Linked DNA regions of Homo sapiens: region 2 is linked to region 1. A link is an interaction called in ENCODE POLR2A ChIA-PET data of the cell type or tissue named here. Cell type or tissue: MCF 10A. All regions are shown on one strand. Each heading gives the region's core, and the rest is flanking DNA. Links, peaks and the distances in the headings are about the cores only.

Region 1 (5,374 bases), core at 69-5,068:
GGTCAGTGTGGACACGCACATATTTAGTGTGGACGGTCAGTGTGGACACGCACATATTTGAGTGTGGACATGCACATATTTGAGTGTGGACAGTCAGTGTGGACACGCACATATTTGAGTGTGGACACGCGCATATTTGAGTGTGGACACGCGCATATTTGAGTGTGGACGGTCAGTGTGGACATGCACATATTTAAGTGTGGACACGCACATATTTGAGTGTGGATGGTCAGTGTGGACGTGCACATATTTGAGTGTGGACACGCACATATTTAAGTGTGGACACGCGCATATTTGAGTGTGGACGGTCAGCGTGGACACACACATATTTGAGTGTGGACGGTCAGTGTGGACACGCACATATTTGAGTGTGGACGGTCAGTGTGGACACGCACATATTTGAGTGTGGACACACACATATTTAAGTGTGGACACGTGCATATTTGAGTGTGGACGGTCAGTGTGGACACGCACATATTTAGTGTGGACGGTCAGTGTGGACACGCACATATTTGAGTGTGGACATGCACATATTTGAGTGTGGACAGTCAGTGTGGACACGCACATATTTGAGTGTGGACACGCACATATTTAAGTGTGGACACGCGCATATTTGAGTGTGGACGGTCAGTGTGGACATGCACATATTTGAGTGTGGACGGTCAGTGTGGACACGCACATATTTGAGTGTGGACACGCACATATTTAAGTGTGGACACGCGCATATTTGAGTGTGGACGGTCAGTGTGGACAGGCACATATTTGAGTGTGGACGGTCAGTGTGGACACGCACATATTTGAGTGTGGACACACATATTTAAGTGTGGACACGTGCATATTTGAGTGTGGACGGTCAGTGTGGACACGCACATGTTTGAGTCCCAGCATTTACAACAGCACGGCACCAGGTCCCAATGTGGAAAGGGTGCCTTTTCATTGCTGTCTTGGGAACATACTGGGAGATGTCCCAAAAGGAGCTAAAACAGTTAAAATTGGGCTTTATTTAGAGCTTGCGCTTACTTCCCTTCGTTCTCTACACTTTCGCGTGGCTGTTTCCTCCCTGCCCTGCCCCTGCAGGTGACTTGGACCTTGCTGACCCTGTTAGGGGTGGATGTGCCTTCGCAATTGTCTACACACAGGTCCGTGTCTCCCAAACCTTACGATACTTGAGGACAGGGGCTGTGCACAGCTCAGGGAGGAGTATGCACTGTGAAGGCAGACAGACTGCCCCTCCTCCCCCGGAAATGCCAGCCCCTCCTCACCATCATCTTCATCATCATTGGAAAATAACAGCAAATGCTGAAATAATAACAATAATAATGGATTAAATCCTCACAACTAAAGAGCAGCAAACCCTCACGAGTGTTTGTGTGGGGGAGGCATCGTTCCAGGAGCTCCCTGTGCCCCAACTCATTTACTCCCTCCGCGCTCCATTCTTCAAACAGAGTAAACTGAGGCAGAGACAAGGCAATGACATCATCCCCGAGCCCATTCGGCCCATCTGCAAAATGGGTACAAGCAACCGTCTCGGAGTATGGAGAGACGTGGGTGTGCGGCGGAGCTGCCGTGAGTGGTGGGCCTCTGTAAGATGTTTCAGAGCCTGCAGGCCCCGGCTGAATTCCCAAAGCACTGGGAAAATGGCGCAGACAGAGCGCTCCAAGCCGAGGGAAGAAGGGTGTCCACGAGATGGGGGTCCCACAGCCTGTCCCTTTCCTGCTAGGCTCAAAGCTTTACTGTCCCCTCGCGGCTGGTGTGGGAGGAATGAGGGGTCAGTGGGGCTTCTTGGCTGTGGGCAATGGGAACTGATGGGAGGACTCTGGGTCCTGTCCAGGGGAGAAGAGGGCAAGGATGAGGGGGCACCAGGGCAGGGTGGAAGCTAAGGGGCTCTGAGGAAGATCCACTCTCCAGCCTTTGTCTCTGGGTTCAGGAATTAAACCTGAGAGTGGCCATCATGTGGGCCTGGCTGGGGCTGCTTGTGCACCTCCCGCTGGAACTGCCCCACCCATGCCCCACCCAATGTCAAATAATGACTGAGGATGGCTCCTGGAGAGGTGGGGCCGGCAGCCACACGACAACACCCTGGCAGCCACCACTACAGGGCCCGCACTTTGACCCACCACAGAGGCAAGCCCTGGATGGCCACCCCACAGGACCCATCGTCACCAACCCTCCCGGGCGGCATGTGCCCACAGCAGCTGTGCAGCTGGCTGACGACATTGGGTTCAGGCCCAGCAAAGCCCACTCATCCCACAGACACCGACGGCCCCATAAGCTTCGCTCCTGCTCGGGCCCCTGCCCAGGCCCTGGATGGCAGGAGCTGGCCCTCCCCTGTGGGCAGGTGCATCCCTGGAGAGTGTGGAGACCTCTCTGGGGCTCGGTCCCCAGCCCTCCATAAAAGTATCCACTCAGCTTCTCCCCATAAGCCCCTCTGGTAAGGCCCACAGTGTGGGGCAGGCGCAGGAGGCCTCTCCTGCCCAGGGCAGAGGACAGTTCTGAGCCTCCCTTCCTAAAGCATCCCATCCCACAAAGGCAACCGCCCTGTGGGGAAGGGGCTGAAGACCACCACTCGGGCTGGCAGGTGTGGCCCCTGGCTGGTGGCCAGGAGGAACATGGCCACAGTCCCCAAAACTTGGGACACCCGGGCTTGGTCCTTGGCCAGCCCAACCCACCCAGCCCCACATTCTTCCTCCAGAGGGCCAAAGGTCTGCACTTCCACCCCGGTATCCACCTGCTCTGTCACCTTGTCCCATGTCCTGCTCCCCAAGCCACTACGCTCCAGAGCATGCCAGAGAGAAAATGTGGGAAACGCTGAGGCCATGTAAACAGGCGAGATGACGCATAAGGGGCCTGTCCAGCTTCATCACAGGAAACGCCTCTGCTCACTGTGCGGCCTGCACTGGGGAAGCCCACAGAGCGACCATCCCCAGGGACCCCCTCCCCACCGCCCCTCAACAAACACCTCCCTCGCCAGGAGGAAAAAAAAAAACAAAATGCACGGCCATTTAATGACCCACCCTCGGAGTGCCAGCAGGCAGAGGTAGGACTGGAGGGGAGCAGAATCTGATTAATTTAACGGGGAGTCCAGGGGGAAAATCTCAGAGATAGACCAAAGAGGCATTTCAAAAGCACAGCGATAAATACACTAAATCACGCAGAACAAACAGAAGCAGGTGCTTTGCTGATAAATGCTTAAGCTCTGCGACTTTCAAGATGAAACGGCCCAGCCCGAGATAGATGGAGTGAATTTGATGGGCTGGGGGCTGCCAGCGCCGCGTCCTGAGCCGCTCCCCACCCCCCACCCCTGGCATATGTTCCTGACAACAGTTAGGATCTTACCTCGGGAGAGCATGTTGCCTTTTGCTCTGAAGACGATCTGACAGTTCTGATATGCAGGTTTATTATCTGGCTGTCATGCATTTCTCCTGTGCTGGGGTCTCATCCATTTGGGGAATGACTCTGTTTTGAAAGTGGCATTTGGGAGATGAAGATAAGGTGGCCCTAGGCCCAGCACTGAAGACTCCCAGCTGGTTGAGCCCCTCTCCGTCCCAGGCAGCCACGGTCCTTCTCTCTGCAGGGAGCACTCAGAGCCACCCTGCAAGGAGACCCAGCCCTGAACATCCTTCTCAGCTCAGAGATGGTAAAACTGAAGCCCAGCAAGCTTGGGATCAGTAACCATTGACTGACAGCTGGGGCTCATGATCAAATCTTCTGGCCCCAAACTTGGTAACTTTTTCCTCACGAGGCCAGCCTGCACGGAGCGCCAATGGGGGAGTCCCCAGTCTGCAGCCATCGCTGACACCTGGTGCGAAGGGGTTTACCTGCTGCACCTGGGACAGGAAAGCAGCCCTATGTTTGGAGGAAGGGGGTGGGGAACGGCTAGGCACAGAATCACACCACAGGTGGGATCACGTGCTGGACGCAAACAAGTGCTCTGAAATTAGGCAGACCTGGGTTCAAACGCCAGCCCCACTACTTACCAGCTGTGCAAGCTGGAGAGGTTTCTTCCCCTCTCTGAGCCCCAGTCGTGTCCTCTGAGAATGATGGTAATGAAAACCTCTGCTCCCTGTGGGCTGCTGGGAAGATGGTGAGATCCTTTTGATGCATTTAGCCCAGTGCCTGGCACAAAGAAAAGGCTTAATAAAAGTTCTCAACTCTTAGTATTTGTGTCAGTTATCTCCTGCTGCATAACAAAGTACTCCAAAATTTAGCAGTTTAAAACAACAGCAAACCTTTATCGACTTGCAGTTTCTGTGGGTCAGGATCCAGGGTAAGTTCGGGTGGGTGGCCCTGGCTCAGGGTCTCTCCAGAGGCTGCGTCATGACGTTGGCTGGGGCTGCCATCATCTGAGGGTTTGACTGGGGCTGAAGCCTCTGCCTCCAATATGCGCTGCTTGGGGGAGGCCACAGTTCCTCACAGGATGACTTCCACAGGCTGCTCGAAGGTCCCACACCACAGCAGCAGGAGCCCTAGAGCAAGTGATCAAGAGAGGACAGAGGGGAAGCCACAGTGCCTTTTCTGACCTGGCCTGGGAAGTTCCTCACTGCCACTTCTTCCATATTCTATGTGTGAAGAGAGTAGGAAATTAGCCTCTGTTTCTTGGAGGGAGGAATGGCAAAAGACTATGGTGGACGTTTTTTAAATCCACCACGTCATTGCTGGAAGAATGAGACCAGACCTCAAGGGAAGAAAACAAGGAAATTGTCTAGAAAAGCCCATGAAAGAGGCAGAAAATAACTGAAAGTGACTCGCAATTTTCTTTGCTACTTCCAGCCAAGAGCATTGTTCTCACCAGCCCAGCTGACTGACCCTTTAGGTGACAGAACCACATCACCCCAAACTTTTTCCCGGGCACAAAAGCATTCTGAGCTACATCCATGTGTGGGTCTTTGATACTAGAACCAGCACTTCCAAACCACCCGGAGTCCAACACCCATGATGCAGGGCAGGCAGGCCCACAATTGGGGCTTAGTCTGGGAGGGTCCTTGGCTTTACCCAGGAAAGAATTCAAGGGCGAGCTGGTGGTGTTAGACAGCAGTCTTTATTGAAGTGGTACCAGAGGTGCTGCTCCTTGCAGAGCAGGGCTATCCCATGGGCAGTGTGCCCAGAGCGGCAGTTCAAAGGCAGTGCTGCACCCACTTTTTTTTTTTTTTTTTTTTTTTTTTGTGAGACAGAGTCTTGCTCTGTCACCCAGGCTGAAGTGCAGCGGCACAATCTCGGCTCACTGCAACCTCCACCTCCCAGGTCCAAGCAATTCTCCTGCCTCAGCCTCCCGAGTAACTGGGATTACAGGCGCCCACCACCATGCCTGGCTAAGTTTTGTATTTTTACTAGAGACGGGGTTTCACCATGTTGGCCAGGCTGGTCTCGAATTCCC
Region 2 (5,374 bases), core at 123-5,122, 66 kb after region 1:
GCCTGGCCCAAAGGAGCCACGGGTCTGGGCTTTCTCTCTTCGGGAATAAAGCTTATAGATTTTTTTCTAACGTCTCTTCTGCTGTCTCTTCATCAATTCTATCTAGCAACTGTAATCAAAGGCTTCAACCTGATGGCAGGACTCTGAGCTGGGGAGAGAGAGAGTTCATCAACCCTTTTAACAATTCCACCCAAGGACTAGCGTGAACGGGTTTGGAGGTTATCAGGCAAGCCAGCAGCACGAGAACACAGCGAGGAGCCCTGGGTGAAAGGGACGGCAGGGAACAGGCCAGCAATCCAGTGCGTCCCCGCGCCGCGGCCCCCAGTCAACCCCTGTTTTAAGGGACAGCACAAACAGACCAGCAATCCAGCACATCCCCGCGCCGCGGCCCCCAGTCAACCCCTGCTTTAAGGAACAGCACGGGACAGGCCAGCAATCCAGTGCATCTCTGCGCCATGGCCTCCTGGTCAACCCCTGCTTTAAGGGACAGCACGGAACAGGCCAGCAATCCAGTGCATCCCCGTGCCGCAGCCCCCAGTCAACCCCTGCTTTAAGGAACAGCATGGGACAGGCCAGCAATCCAGTGCGTCCCCACACCGTGGCCTCCTAGTCAACCCCTACTTTTCAGATAATCCACTCCGCTGACTCTCAAATGGGCTGAGGCCGACCCAGGCTGTGTAAGCCCTGAAGGTTACACAATGTGGAAACCTTCTCTTAGAAAGAAAAAGAACGTAAGACCTGAGTTCAAAACTGGGAGTGCAGGTAGGTGCTTACTTAGAAAAAAATCAGAACAAACTATGAAATTTAAAAGCTGGCAAATACCATAAACATAAAAAACTCTAAAACAAGAATACCTCTCCTAACGAACTGCCTAGCATGCCTCCAGGACAGCCCTTTCCCTGCCTTCTGGCTGCGTATTATTTGATCACCACTTCATATGACGATGCTTTTGTAATATCATGTCTTAAAGGCAATTCAATCTTTCAGGCTAGTGACCCTCAGTCAATGATTCTCAGTTGGGGCATTTCTGGTTGTCACCACACCTGTGATGACAGTCCTAAGAGGTCAAAGGTGCTGGCTAAGAAGGACTCTGGGCCGAGGACCTCTCCACTCAGGGTCCTCCTTCCACAGAGCAGCGGCCCTCTCGACTCCCTCCAACACCAGCCAGACGGGTCACTACCTGAGAAAATGGCCCTGGCAGTCACCTGGGCACGTAAAGGATGACGCCGAGCCTCTCCACAGAGGAACCAGCACCTTCCCAATCCACCTGGGCCAACCTTTGGCAGAAGACGCAGGTGGGGATCCAGGGCTAGGTCTAGGTCATCCACCTCCTGGCACCTCACCTGCCCCAGATGTAAACAGGTGTGAACAGCCCTGCCCTTGCCAGGCTGCTGTGAGAATAAGGGGAGATGCACAGAAAAACGCTGCAGCCGGCACGTGGTGCGCGCTTATTAACGTCTGCCACCATTACCAAGGTAGTTCCGATTACAGTCAACATCTACATGGCTCTGGTCCAGCGGCACCAAACGGCTCAGCCGCCTCCAGACCCCAAGACCCAGGATCTCAGCCAGCAGGCACCTTCACGGGCTGCACCCAGTCCCAGGATCTCAGCCAGCAGGCACCTTCACGGGCTGCACCCAGTCCCAGGATCTCAGCCAGCAGGCACCTTCACGGGCTGCACCCAGTCCCAGGATCTCAGCCAGCAGGCACCTTCACGGGCTGCACCCAGTCCCAGGATCTCAGCCAGCAGGCACCTTCACGGGCTGCACCCAGTCCCAGGATCTCAGCCAGCAGGCACCTTCACGGGCTGCACCCGTGAAGTCCCGCCAGTGCTGACTGGAGACAGTAACACCGACGCGCCTCCAGGTGGTGGGCACTGACTCTGGAGAGCCCCTGAGTGTGCCCTAAGTGCATGCGCGTATGTGCTTGTATACTGTGTGCACGCCAGGCAGACAGGGGCTCAGTAAGCACAGGGGCCAAGGAGGGACGCTGGTGCAGTCACACAGACCGCCTTGCGTGGCGACCCAAGGCCTCAGGGCCCCCCAAAGTGGGGCTGGTGGGTTCTGGAGTATGGTAGAAGTGGTCTCACTTCTTCATCTTTATGCTGTAGCCTGTGCCAGAAAAGGGCCCTTTCCAAACACAAAGGACCTTTCCGGTTGGACGCCGTCCTCTGGGAGAGAGGAGCTCTGGAAAGGGAAACGGGCGGCTGCGGCCACTAGAAACCCGCTGGTCCTCACAGGTCTTGGCAGCCCAAGTGCACGGCTCTGACAGCGATGAGAAGTGAGCACGGTGGCTCAGGTGGGGTGTGTGCAGGGGTTCCTTTCTCTAGAGAGACAGTGATATTTTGGGACACCCTTTCCCTGGTGTTTGGGAATGGTTTGTCTCCCATGTCTTCAGGTACAGGATCCCCTGACACCGTCTAGGGACATCGGGCTGAACCAGGGGTGCAGAGTGCTGGAGGAGGGGCCTTTGGACATCACCAACTAAAGGCTTGATTCGGAGTGTGGCCAGGCACCACGGCCAGCCCAGCAGGACACAGGATGCTGGAGCAGAAGAAGGCAGCGGGCCTGCCGTAAGTGCACACCTCTCCACGTGTTTCCGGTGTTTCTATCTCTGCAGGAGAAGCGGAGGGCTGTAGTTGTCAACCTTCACCTCCGGGCCCAGCCCTCCTCATGCACCTCTGGCAACTCCAGGGACCAATGCTCAAACAGCTGCCTCTGACAGGACCTTGGAGCATCAACAGCTCAGCTGGGTACACGCGATGCATGCAGAGCTACTAGGCACCCGTCAGAGAGCTTAGGGTCAGCTGGGTGTCCATCAGAGAGCTCAGGGGACCCTGCAGGCAGGGCTGCCCACTGGAAAGAACTCTGCATTTCCCAGGACCCAGTTTCTGTTGTTCAGTCACAGGCTTTCTGCACGTGAGGCAGTGCCTAAGTATCATTCCAGGTGGAGCACCATTCCCCGGAAGGTGTAGGGCCACTGCACTGATGGTGATATTCTAAACTCACACTTATTCCTGGAAGCGGTTCAAAACTCATTAGCTAGCCAGCGCGGCAGGGCTTCTACTTCCTAATTCCAGTAAAATCCTGGCTGCAAATCCTCTGCTATTGGGACACCTTTTCTTTGTTTTCAGGAATGTTAAAGGGTCACTGCCAAGTACTCAGGCCAGAGATTTATGGACTTACAGGCACAAAAGTTGCTGTCAGGTCTCCGTCGATTTGTAGACCTCAGAGTCTGCTCCACTGAGTCTGGCTCAAACTCTTAAGGGCAGAGGTGGGGACAGGGGTGGCTCCAGGGTACCGATCCACCTGGATGATTCCCCTTCTGGGAGAGAGAGAGACGGGGGCTTCCAGGAGAAAAGGTCCTTTTGAGGCCAAGGCTTAGGTGGGGCACTCTCTTCCCAGTACCTTCCTCTGGGGAGTTGGGTGGTTCTTAATGTCTCCACCAGGCAGTCACCTTCAAGGCCTGTGCATGATTCCAGCAGGCCCTCACAGGACCAGAGTCTGCCTCCTCTGAGGGCAAAGGCTCAGAACTCCACAGTGCTTGACTGAGAGCAACAGAGTATGTGTCCAAATAAATGCTGAATGGTGGGTGGTCGGGTGGGTGGGTGGATGGGTGGATGGATGGATGGGTGGATGAATGGATGGGTGGATGGGAGGGTAGGAGGATGGATGGATGAGTGGGTGGGTGGGTGGATAGAAGGATGAATGGGGGGTGGGTGGTATACATATGTGTGGATAAATGGATGGGGTGGGTGGGTGGATACATGAATGGGGGATGGGTAGATGGATGGGGGTGGGTGGGTAGATAGGTGGGTGAGTAGATGGATGGATGGATGGATGGATGGTGGGCAGGTGAATGGATGGATGTGCAGATGGATGGATGATGGGTGGATGGATGGGTGGGTGAATGGGTAGGTGGATAGATGGGTGGGTGGGTGGATGGATGGGTAGGTGGATGGATGGGTAGGTGGATGGATGCATAGTGGGTGAAGGGATGGGTGGGTGGGCGGGTGAATGGATGGGTGGGTGGGTGGGTGAATGGATGGGTGGGTGGGTGGGTGAATGGATGGGTGGGTGGCAGGATGGATGGAAGAATGGGTGGGCGGATGGATGGAAGAATGGGTGGGTGGGTGGATGGATGGGTGGGTGGCTGAATGAATGGATGGGTGGGTGGATGGATGGATGGAAGAATGGGTGGGTGGATGGGGTGGATGAGTGGGTGGGTGGGTGGGTGAATGGATGGATGGGTTGGTGGGTGAATGGGTGGGTGGGTGAATGGATGGGTGTGTGGGTGGATGGATGGGAAAGTAAACAGCTTCTGGGGTAGGCTTGAAAGTAGGCTCCACAGGTCCCATCTTCCTACTGGGAACCTGGAGGGAGCTAGTCCTATGAGGAGCTGACCTTGGCAAAGAGCCACAGGGGCCAGAGCTGTGGCAGATGTGGGAAGAATTCTCAGTGCCTACTAGTGGGCCCAGCACACAGGAGGCTGATGTTGCTTATGTCCAACTAGCACTGTTACTGATAAAATTGATCCATAAAAATCCAAATACGTTTCATGCCAGACAACCATTTGGTAGAACAGAAATTCCAGCCACAACTCAGAATATTATCCAGCTAAGTTCTATTTTGGAACTAGTGGAATTTGATATTAAAAAACTGTAGTGTTTAAGATATTATCCACGTCATTTCCTTCTTTGTTCTCTCCCTCCTTCTCTCCTTCCCTTCTTCCTTCTTCCCACCTTTCTGGGAAAACACTACAAGCAACGTAGGAAAGAGCAGGTGTGTGGCACAAACAGGCGTGTGGCTCAAATCTCATTTCCTTACAGAATCATGGTGCCCTGCTTCAGAGTGAGGCAGTTGGGAGGGCCTTCCGGAAGACATGGAGGAAAGTCAGGGCAGCCGACGAAGCTGGAAGCCCAGACGTGGAGTCGGCTGCCCTGGGTTCCACTCACAGTGCCACATACCAGCTGTGTGGCTCCAAGCAAGTTCAGCTCTGATCTGGGGACAACTGCCCTCTGTGGGAGAGCTGGTCCGAGGATTATAAATGCGTGCGTAAGGGGAAGGCAAAAAGCAAGGTGGCAACTCTCAGGACTACCGATGGGAACCTGTCTGCTTCTGGGACTGGGCGAGGAAGGACAGAGTGACCTGATCAAGGTTGCAGGCTAATATGGTTTGGCTGTGTCCCCACCCAAATCTCATCTTGAATTGTAGCTCCCACAATCCCCACATGTCATGGGAGGGGCCCGGCAGGAGGTCACTGAATCATGGAGGTGGGTCTTTCCCAGGCTGTCCCCGTGACAGTAAGTCTCACGAGATCTGATGGTTTTATAAAGGGCAGTAACCCTGCACATGCTCGCTTGCCTGCTACCATG

What was found. ChIA-PET counts read pairs that join two places held together with the same protein. Peaks named below come from ENCODE experiments on the same cell type or tissue, not always from the same donor. Only the 100,000 strongest peaks of a DNase experiment are listed, where the experiment ranks them.
Region 2: POLR2A ChIA-PET joins it to region 1 with 5 read pairs; 2 of 35 experiments call an interaction of 5 or more read pairs at or near these places.

The regions. Positions count from the first base shown.
Region 1 is chr22:47,206,587-47,211,960 of GRCh38, reverse strand. No RefSeq gene overlaps it. Among named protein-coding and RNA genes, the nearest start is that of LINC01644, 280 kb to the left of the region's middle. In MCF 10A, for the core only: no CTCF peak of the experiment used is centred there; no DNase peak of the experiment used is centred there.
Region 2 is chr22:47,141,113-47,146,486 of GRCh38, reverse strand. All of the region lies in intron 12 of TBC1D22A (TBC1 domain family member 22A), which reads right to left. LOC124905140 (a long non-coding RNA gene) reads left to right here and starts at 2,185. Exons shown (of 3, transcript XR_007068141.1): 1 at 2,185-2,280; 2 at 2,398-2,572; 3 at 4,829-5,235. In MCF 10A, for the core only: no CTCF peak of the experiment used is centred there; a DNase peak (open chromatin) is centred at 3,066.